Regions from separate parts of the Homo sapiens genome. Here region 2 is linked to region 1. The links are chromatin contacts, found by Hi-C or POLR2A ChIA-PET in ENCODE. All regions are on one chromosome and are shown on one strand. Each heading gives the region's core, a stretch centred on a gene start or an enhancer-like site at or near the end of the contact. The rest is flanking DNA. Distances are from core to core; before and after follow the strand shown.

The links. A loop is a pair of places that touch in the nucleus more often than their neighbours do. ChIA-PET counts read pairs that join two places held with the same protein, here RNA polymerase II (POLR2A). Pooled maps may share reads with other maps.
Region 2: a map of chondrocyte shows a loop between it and region 1 (5-fold over the local background). The contact joins two enhancer-like sites. A Hi-C loop is called at or near these places in 5 of 168 maps with a recorded cell type or tissue (Calu3, PC-9, chondrocyte and 2 more) and 1 of 50 pooled maps. POLR2A ChIA-PET finds 5 or more read pairs at or near these places in 4 of 52 experiments (A549, K562, WTC11 and 1 more).

The regions. Positions count from the first base shown.
Region 1 is chr1:244,161,184-244,165,735 of GRCh38, reverse strand. No RefSeq gene overlaps it. Among named protein-coding and RNA genes, the nearest start is that of ZBTB18, 110 kb to the right of the region's middle. Within about 2 kb of position 2,400, at least 13 of the 41 ENCODE cell types and tissues checked have a DNase peak (open chromatin) inside an H3K27ac peak, as active enhancers do; they include PC-9, where a contact is called at or near this core.
Region 2 is chr1:244,102,529-244,107,080 of GRCh38, reverse strand. It overlaps the pseudogene RN7SL148P. Among named protein-coding and RNA genes, the nearest start is that of ZBTB18, 54 kb to the right of the region's middle. Within about 2 kb of position 2,185, at least 3 of the 41 ENCODE cell types and tissues checked have a DNase peak (open chromatin) inside an H3K27ac peak, as active enhancers do; they include PC-9, where a contact is called at or near this core.

The DNA.
Region 1 (4,552 bases), core at 1,151-3,650:
CATTGTCCACCCAATTGCTCAGACTAAAACCCTTGGAGTTGTTACTGATTCTTCTCCTTCCCTTGGAGTCTACACCCAATCCATGAGTACATCCTGTCAACACTACTTGCAAAGTACATCCCCAAGCTGACCAATGCTCACCACCTCAACTGCAACAACCAGGTCCCAGGTCCCATCATTTCTCCTATGAACTGTTGCTCCTAACCTGTTCTCATCTCCTCATTGCATCCTACAGTCCATCTTACACAGGGCAGATACAGTGATTTTTCTAAAGCATAAATCAGATGATATCACTCCCCTGCCTAAACTTTGCTGATGTCTTTCAATGATGCTTAAAATAAAATTTGAAATGGCCTCCGTGTTCTGGCTCCTGCCTTCTCCTCTCACCTAACTAGGGACCCTTCTCCCTTTCGCCCTCTGCACTACAGTCATACTGTCCATTTAGCCACAGCCATTTTTATCTTAACACCATTGCACCTGCTATCCTGCTGTTTGGGGCACTCTTTCCCCAGGAATTTGTGTGGCCCCTGCCTCTCATTCTGGCATCTCCTTAGAGACGCATGCCTTCCTCACTCTGTTGATTAAGCAGTGCCCTGTCTTCCATCCCAGTCCCCAGGTTCCCTGTCTTATATAAGGGCCCTATTTTATCTCCTCAGTGTACTTAGAAGTACCTGAAATGATAGCATTTGTTTGTTTGGCTTTTTATGTTTGCTCCTTATCTCCCTCAATGGTAATGTGAGATTATAATACCTCACAGGCTAAAAGCTAAGATTATGTTTCTTCCCATCTACCACACAAAAACGTTGTAAGGTTTAATCCAATGAATGCTCCTCTTTAATGTAATGATCAGCATTAGCAATACTCAAACTCATGAAAACATCAAAAAGCACCCAATGCACTGCCCTACAAGGCTAGGGTAAAAATATTAAGAGGCCATCAATGTATCTGCATAGGATTGATTTTGCATTTCACGATGATTCATTAGCAAGAACAGGTGTTTGGAGCACAGGGACTGCGTCTTTGAGAGGCTTTAGTAGGGTCTAAAGTTTCACTCAGCATTGATCATGTGAGAACACTTAATCAAAGTGCATGATTAGTGGAGAGAGTTCTGTGAGCTCGTATGAATTTGGTTTGCTCTCTTTCCAAAGGGTAGCTTTTTGTTCAGACTGACAGTAGATGTCATTGATACCTCCTGAAGGCACAAGAGCCCGCTCTGTTTTGGGGGTTGCTCCAGACCTGCCTGGGATGTGGGAGCTCTGCTCTGACCATGGAGCACCCTAGACATGAGACAACCATATCCATGCCCAGTGACACCTATGTAAGGTGAGGGGCCACCAATCCCCAGGGACCACCCCAGAGGAGAGGCCAATATGGATAATGCCAAAAGCGATGAAGATAGTGTCATGTGGCTAGAAACACCTTCAGCACAGCCTAAGAATATTCAGAGATGCAAACTGAAGAAATGCGGGTAATGGCAAAGGCATTCGAAGAATCTCTTAGCTCTGGGAGTATACACAGGAGGAAATCCTATCTAGGAGGGAAGTGAGTCAGAGCCTGCTTACCACACTGGAGAAGGACAATCAGGTTTTAGAAGAGTCTTAGTACTTTATATCCTTGGGCTTTAAAACATTCTCTGATTTTTTTCATTTTTGATTGTTGAGTCCTGGAACAGTTATCAGGAAGTGCCTTTGGTGAACCCAGCTATGGGGAGAGGAACAGGTCTGGGGCCAGGCTCTGAAGGACAAATGCTCCGGACAGTGCTAGGAGGCCCCCGGAAGGCATTTCCGATGTACCCAGTGCCTTTCTGGAGAGTTGGCAGCAGTTCAAGAACTGTGCCTTATCCCGTCTTGTTAGGATATAAAACCGATGCTGGATATGGTGCATTGAGGCAGGTGGTCTGTAGTTTACATGCTACTTAAAATTCTGAAGCCACCTACAGTAAATGCTTGAAATAAATTGTGGGAAATCACTTGAATAATCTTGCAAACATCCATGTAATGCTTAAACAAAGGCCACCTAGAGACCAGGGAAAGGCTGCTGGAAGCCAGTGCACAGTTTACCTGGGAAGCCCCAGGGAGCAGCATGGGGAAGATGCTGGGAAATTACCCACCTGAGCTTCAGGCCATCCCCATTCATTCTGTTCTTTTTTTCTCATGATATATCACCCAGCCTAATCTCAAATTCGCTCTCAGAAATGGGGGAAGGACATCATTTCAGTTTTCGCAAAGTAACTGATTAAATCCCAGGTTTAAAATGCCTTGGTGAACAGAGTTCTTTCTATGCAAAGGATGAGCCCTGAATATACTATTTCCTTTTGGCCTGTGGAGGACTCTAATGTGAACGATTCTGCCATGTGGTATGAAATTCTCACGTGAATCATTGATGGCCTTGGAGAAAGGAAAGATCCTGATGCACGGCTCATCTCCTTATGAGGGAAATGGCAAACGAACCATAAAAGCAAGCAAATAAACCAACATGTGCCCAGGGAAACAGTGGCCCAACAAATCCTAAGCCATCAGAAGCAGTGAGATGTCCCTAGCAGGAATCCTCCCAACGGCAGCGCTCAGAGCTCCTGGTTAGAATTTCAGTTGTTGCTTATATAATTTCAAGTGATAACAAGAAGCTATTTTATTACTCTACTGGGTTCAGACTCTTGATCTATACTACCACCTTGAAGGATCATTTCATGTGTAATTTAGCAGCATTTATCTGATATGTGTCCAACAATAACTTACCCATTCTCTGTGGGTCAGCCTTATGGAATCTCTAGGGAGGCAGAGAAAGAAAAGAGACTGTTCCCACTCTCTAGGACTTCACGGTCCATGAGAAACAGAGACCAGCAAATCCACAATGGCAATCCGGGGGCCACACCGGCTGGGCAGAGTACAGAGCATGTCAAGGGTCACAGATCAGGGTAGAGGAGGGGCGCCGAATTCAGCCCTGGTGGGCTCCAAAAGGAAAGGTGTTGGGAGCAGAACATACTTAAGGTGAGTTTTCATGAAGAAATAGAAGTTAGCTAAGAGAAGAGGAGGAAAAAATGCACTCCCAAATAAGGAGGAACTGAGGCTGAGGATGGGATGTGTCAGGGAATAAGGCCCTTTTGGACACCTGGCTGTAGGGAACATGGGTGTGGGCCTCTGGGAGAAACTGAGGGAGGTAGAAACCAAGCAATGAAGATTCTTCTAGGCTACTAAGGATGTTGCCATTTACTCTGAAGGCCGTGGGGAACCCAGCATAATTAGGCTTATATTGCAGAAAATTGACTCTGGCATCAGTGTCAGAGGCATTTGAACCAGAGCAACTCCATCTTGAATAGGGGTGGGGTAAAATGAGGCTGAGACCTACTGGGCTGCATTCCCAGATGGTTAGCCATTTGATGTCACAGGATGAAATAGGAGATTGGCACAAGATACAGGTCATAAAGACCTTGCTTATAAAACAGCCTGCAGTAAAGAAACTGGCCAAAACCCACCAAAACCAAGATGGCGACGAGAGCAACTCTGGTCGTCCTCACTGCTACACTCCCACCAGCGCCATGACAGTTCACAAATGCCATGGCAACGTCAGGAAGTTACCCTATATGGTCAAAAAAGGGGAGGCATGAATACTCCACCCCTTGTTTAGCATATCATCAAGAAATAACCATAAAAATGGGTGACCAGCAACCCTCGGGCAGCTCTGTCTGTGGAGTAGCCATTCTTTATTCCTCTACTTTCCTAATAAACTTGCTTTCACTTTACTCTGTAGACTGGCCCTGAATTCTTTCTTGCGTGAGATCCAAGAATCCTCTCTTGGGGTCTGGATTGGGAACCCTTTCCGGTAACATCAGTATAGATGACAGATCAGAGAGCAGCAAGGCTAGAGGTTTAGGATGAGGATGAAGGTGGGAGATCAAACGATGCTTCATCAATAGAATTGAACACAATGGATGACTCACTATATAGAGAGACTGAGGGAAAAAGAGTTGGGTGTGATGTCCAGGTTTCTGATTTAGACAAGCAGACATTTGCTTAGAAATGCAACATTGAGGGATATGTCTTAAAGATGACAAAACTTCAAAAGTTTCCAAGGTAAACCTGTTAAAGTTTCTAAAGTAAACACAAATTATCTTAATTCAACAAGCTTATTCTAGGCTTCACTTTGACTATGAATCAAGAGGCAGAGCTTTAAGCACCCAAGAGGACTCTGGATTGCAGATTTGAGTTACAATGCTTGAAGTTCTCAGGGTATATTACAGTTCCCACGTAAGTGGGGTGTGACCTTGAATGCACAAAAGATGAGGACCCTAAGAATAGCGATTCTGCTGCCATGCAAGCAAGATATATAAATATGAATGTCAAGCCACTCCAATGCATGAAAGGCTTTAAAGATGCCTGAGAGTTCCAAAGTGCACCGGGCCTCACATAAGCACAATGAAATGATAATGAAGACAACCAGTAGCAGCGACCACCCACCAGCGGTTTTATTGCTGTAACTAGGAATGAAGGGTCTCCCTGGAACAATTGACACTGGATGGCATTGTCATTTTTAGCACATGCTAAAGCTGTGATTG
Region 2 (4,552 bases), core at 936-3,435, 58 kb after region 1:
ATTGTAGAAATGTAATCGGATTGTGCAATGTCACGCTTAGGCCGACCTCACAAGCTTCCAGGCATGGGCAGAGGGTACTCATGGTTTGTTCCATGATCCGCTGCCCCATTCTGCTCCAGGATCTTAATCACTTTATTTCACCTTTGCATTTTATTTTGCTTTTTTGCCCTGGCAAGATCAAAAGATCATGTTTCTAGGTTTTTAAATCATATCTAATGATTGGAGTTGATTGACATGGTCGCTACTGTGATTTCTAGAGAACGTCAGGAATGTCAGATCTTCTTTGTTTTGCTCTGAACCGCAGGACAGAATTGTAGAAAATGGGGTTGTTCCTGTGTAACTCCGTTCAAAATTTGCTTTCTGCTTTTTTTTTTTTTTTGTCTTGGTTTTTGTTTTAGCCAACGCCAACTACACATAACAAAAAGCTGATGCAAACTATGAAAACCTCACTGCCGACTTTGCATCCAGAGCCTTAGCAGTAGCTTCATCATTTATGGCACATGGGGATGAAGCTAGGTCACCTCCAGGCAGGTATTATAATGAAAAGGTACAGTATGTTCATTGGCCACACGTTGCACATTCTCTTTATCCCACACTGTACAGTATTTCCCATCTTATTCAATAATTTAATATACATTTTCTTGTCAAGCTTCTTGGCAGCAGGCTATGCAGCTTGCAAGATGGACTGAGAATGCCACAGGTGGGCTGATTAGCGGGTGGCATTTCTGAATTCTAACAAGCTGTTAGCATTATGTCTGTTTGCTTTAGGTACAGATGTGAAATGATTTGACAGTAGATTTCAAAAGTGTATGAGTACATTTTTGTATGTCAAACTATGGAAATACGGGGTTTTAAAAATTTCACACATTGATGGTATGTATTGTATTTATTAATTTCAGAAAGTATATGCCACTGACATGGCATAAAAATGAAAAAGCAGTCTCCGCAATGTATCAAATGAACAGATTGAATAAACATCCCACTCCCAGTTAATCAGAAAGTCTTATCTTGTGCTTCAGAAAAAGTCAGAGGTTGGAATAGCTCAGCCAGAAAATAAGAGTCTTTGGAGAGTTTATTTTAATTGGTTTTATAGTATGATGGTGATTAAAAAAAAAAGACAGAAAGAGAAAAAAAGCAAAAAGGAAAAACAACCACCACTCACAACAAATGGCGAGTGGAATACTTGCCGGTCACGTTAAGTGACATCTGCCCTAGTCTAAAATTTCAAAGGTGATTTCAGGATGGATAAAGGAAAGTCTGCCTAACATACAAAAAGGAAATTTAAAATAGATCTTAGAAATTTAAATTTCGATATATGCCAAAGCTGCACTGCAGACGTGAAAACTGAGAGACACCCAGAAGTTAGAGAGCGAACTGGCTGGCATGTAAAGGTCATTCCAGGTAACTCAGGGGAAGAAGGCCTTTCTTTCTTTCTGAGGATGGCTCAGCCATGAAGCAGGAGGGATTCAAAGGGGTATATTCATGCTTAGGCTTACAGGGACTATTCTGCTTTGAGTCTATGGAAGAAGATTTGGATGGCTCCACGATACTCCAAGGCGTTCTGTTCCCCAGCCCTTGGGGAATCCATCATCACAAAATCCATCCCAGCCTCTACCTGTGGCAGAGCCTTACAGTAGCTGTAGATGGGAGGATGCCTCGGTCCTTCTTTGGGAGGATCTGAGAAGTCCCTCGATCACATCGTAACGGGTCAGAAGGAAGACATGAGGATAGGAGACACCAAAGTTAACCCCACCGCATACCCAGGAAGCTCTGGATGGGTAGCAGGGAGTGTCCTGCATACCCAGGAAGCTCTGGGTGGGCAGCAGGGATCCCCCAAAGGAAGACAGGCAACATGGGTCGGAATTATGTTGCCATCAGGCACAAGAGCTGGGGGCTTCCGGATGGAAGTGGCGGGCAGCGCATCTGCCGTCAGGTGTAAGGAGTCATCACAGCCAGTACCAGGCAACACGAAAGAGGCTCAGATTTTTGTCTCCATCATTACCGTGGACTGTAAGAGGGCGAAATGATCTTAAAGTATAGCTAATACAGCACTCTGAATTTACAGATGAAAACCACGGCTTAGAGAGGGAACGTGTCAAATCACTTTACAAGCAGGGCTGCGTTTGCTCATGGCAGCAGTGCTGTGAGGTGAACGGAGAAAGCATGCTTCCCAGGTGAGTAAATAGACTTGGGGTGAGCCGTTTGCTCACAGTCACACAGCTGGGCTTCTGAAGTCTGAGGCCACTGCTGCAAAGTGGTCACTAAAGTATCTTTTTAATCATCACATTCATCTGACAAAGATGTCCTGGGCATTGACTTTGTGTTGGGCACTGTTCTAGGTACCAAGAATGAGCAGGGAATAACATGGACAAAATTCCTGCCCATGGGGGTTCTGCCTGCTGGTGGGAGAGATCAACAATAAATAAAATGAGTGCCTTTGGCATAATAGTTAAGAAAGTGAAAGGGTTAGGGAGAAAAATGAAGCAGCCGTGGGTGACTCAGAGCGTGGAGGGTTGGGATGACTGTGGTCAGAGAAGACCTCCCTGGAGGGAGAGAAGCAGTGAGCCACTTGGAGATTGATCAGGGACTGGCATTCCAGCCAGAGGGAACCAGTGCAAAGTCCTGAGGCAGGAGCAGCTTTGCAAGATCAAGGCACAGTGAGTCAGTGTGACTGGGACAGCTGAAGCTGGGGGACAGTCGCCGGGCAGCAGTCACAAGGCAGCCTGTGCAAGGTGACGAGTGGGGTGTGGGGCCTTGAGGCCATTGTAGAGACAGAAAGCATTTCCAAAGGTCATCAAGGGGCTCTTGTTAGTGTAAAAATACTATATATATATATATATTTGGTTTTTAATATATGTATTTGGTTTTTAAAAGACAGGGTCTCACTATGTTGCCCAGGCTGGAGCACAGTGCCTATTCACAGTTGCAGCCCCACTGGAGATCAGCACAAGAGTTTTGACCTGCTGCATTTCCCATCTGGGCTGGTTCACCCCTCCTTAGGCAGCCTGTGGTCCCTGCTCCAGTGAGGTCACCATAATGATGCTGAACTTAGGGCAGACTCCCCATGGGCCAACCGCACTTACAGCCCAGAGCTCCTGGCCTCAGGTGATGCTTCTGCCTCAGCCTTCCTGAGTAGCTGGGACTACAGGTGGGGGTCCCTAAATGTCTTATATTCTTTATCCTTTTTTTTGAGGTGGAGTCTCACTCTGTTGCCCAGGCTGGAGTGCAGTGGTGCGATCTCGGCTCACTGCAATCTCCGCCTGCCTGGTTCAAGCGATTCTCCTCCCTCAGTCTCCCACGTAGCTGGAATTACAGGCGTGCACCACCACACCCAGCTAACTTTTGTATTTTTAGTAGAGACAGGGTTTCGCTATGTTGGCCAGGCTGGTCTCGAACTCCTGACTTCAAATGATCCGCCCACCTCAGCCTCCGAAAGTGCTGGGATGACAGGCATGAGCCACCGCGCCCGGCCCTAAATATGCCTTATGTTCTTATGCAGCAGAGCAGTCTACATTCCACGACACAGACTTCCGGGTCAGCTTTTGGAGCCCAACTCATTTAAAAACTGGAGCCTTCCTTTCAATATAAAACAGTCCAGAAATCTCACTGTCCCATCTTGGGGGTCAAGCACTGTCAAGCACTTTACAAACACAATTGGAACATTCTCTTGTTCAAAATGGCCCTTATAACTTTTGTCCTGGTTTTCCTCAGTGTATCATGGTCTCCTCCTCTTGCCATATAAAACTGTCTTTCTTAGACATTTCCAACCATTTCAACAAGCAACAATTAAAAATAATCGTCATCTTAGCTCCTAGATCTTAGAGACTATATTTTCCTATCTTTTTTTTTTAAATTAGTTTTTCTCGTAATAGGCCTTTGGCTAAAAAGATATTCCACAACCTCAAGTATGATAGTTATAAGAAAAGAGGTATAATATGGAACCCATAGGGAAACCCTTCCTGACTCACCTCAACCTGAGGATCTGTGTCGTCACCCCTTAGCCTCAGTGGCTGGTGTATTGCAGGGGCTTCACCAAAATCTGTTGACTGTTAAAAGGCACTTCCATCAGAAAAAGAAAGTGGCCACGTAGCATAGGAAAACTAACTTGAATTTTACCTTCTCAATACTATTGGAATATGGGTTATTTCCTCCTCCATCACACAACCTACTTCCAGAAATAGCACGTGCAGGAGGAAGGTAACTCCACCCTCGGAGGGCTGGCAGCTAACTCCTGGGTCAGCATCTTGGGATGGGGTTTATACACAGACCATCCATCCCCTGGGTGTTATTCCTGGGTGTGGGGCTTTGATGTATCCCACCGTCCAGGGGTGCCTAGGGAGAAGTCAGCGTCCACAAACACGGCCTGACCTCTTGCGTTTGTGCAGCTGCTGCGGGTTGTTTCGGCCTCCCCGCTGCAGGCCAGCTGCCTCACGCTGCCATCGCGTGCCTGCCATCACTCACCCTCGTGGTCAGTCCCCAGGACCCAGCCGGCTTTTCTGAGGACTTGAAGCTTCCTCCTCCCCAACCCCGACCTCACCACACACACTACCTT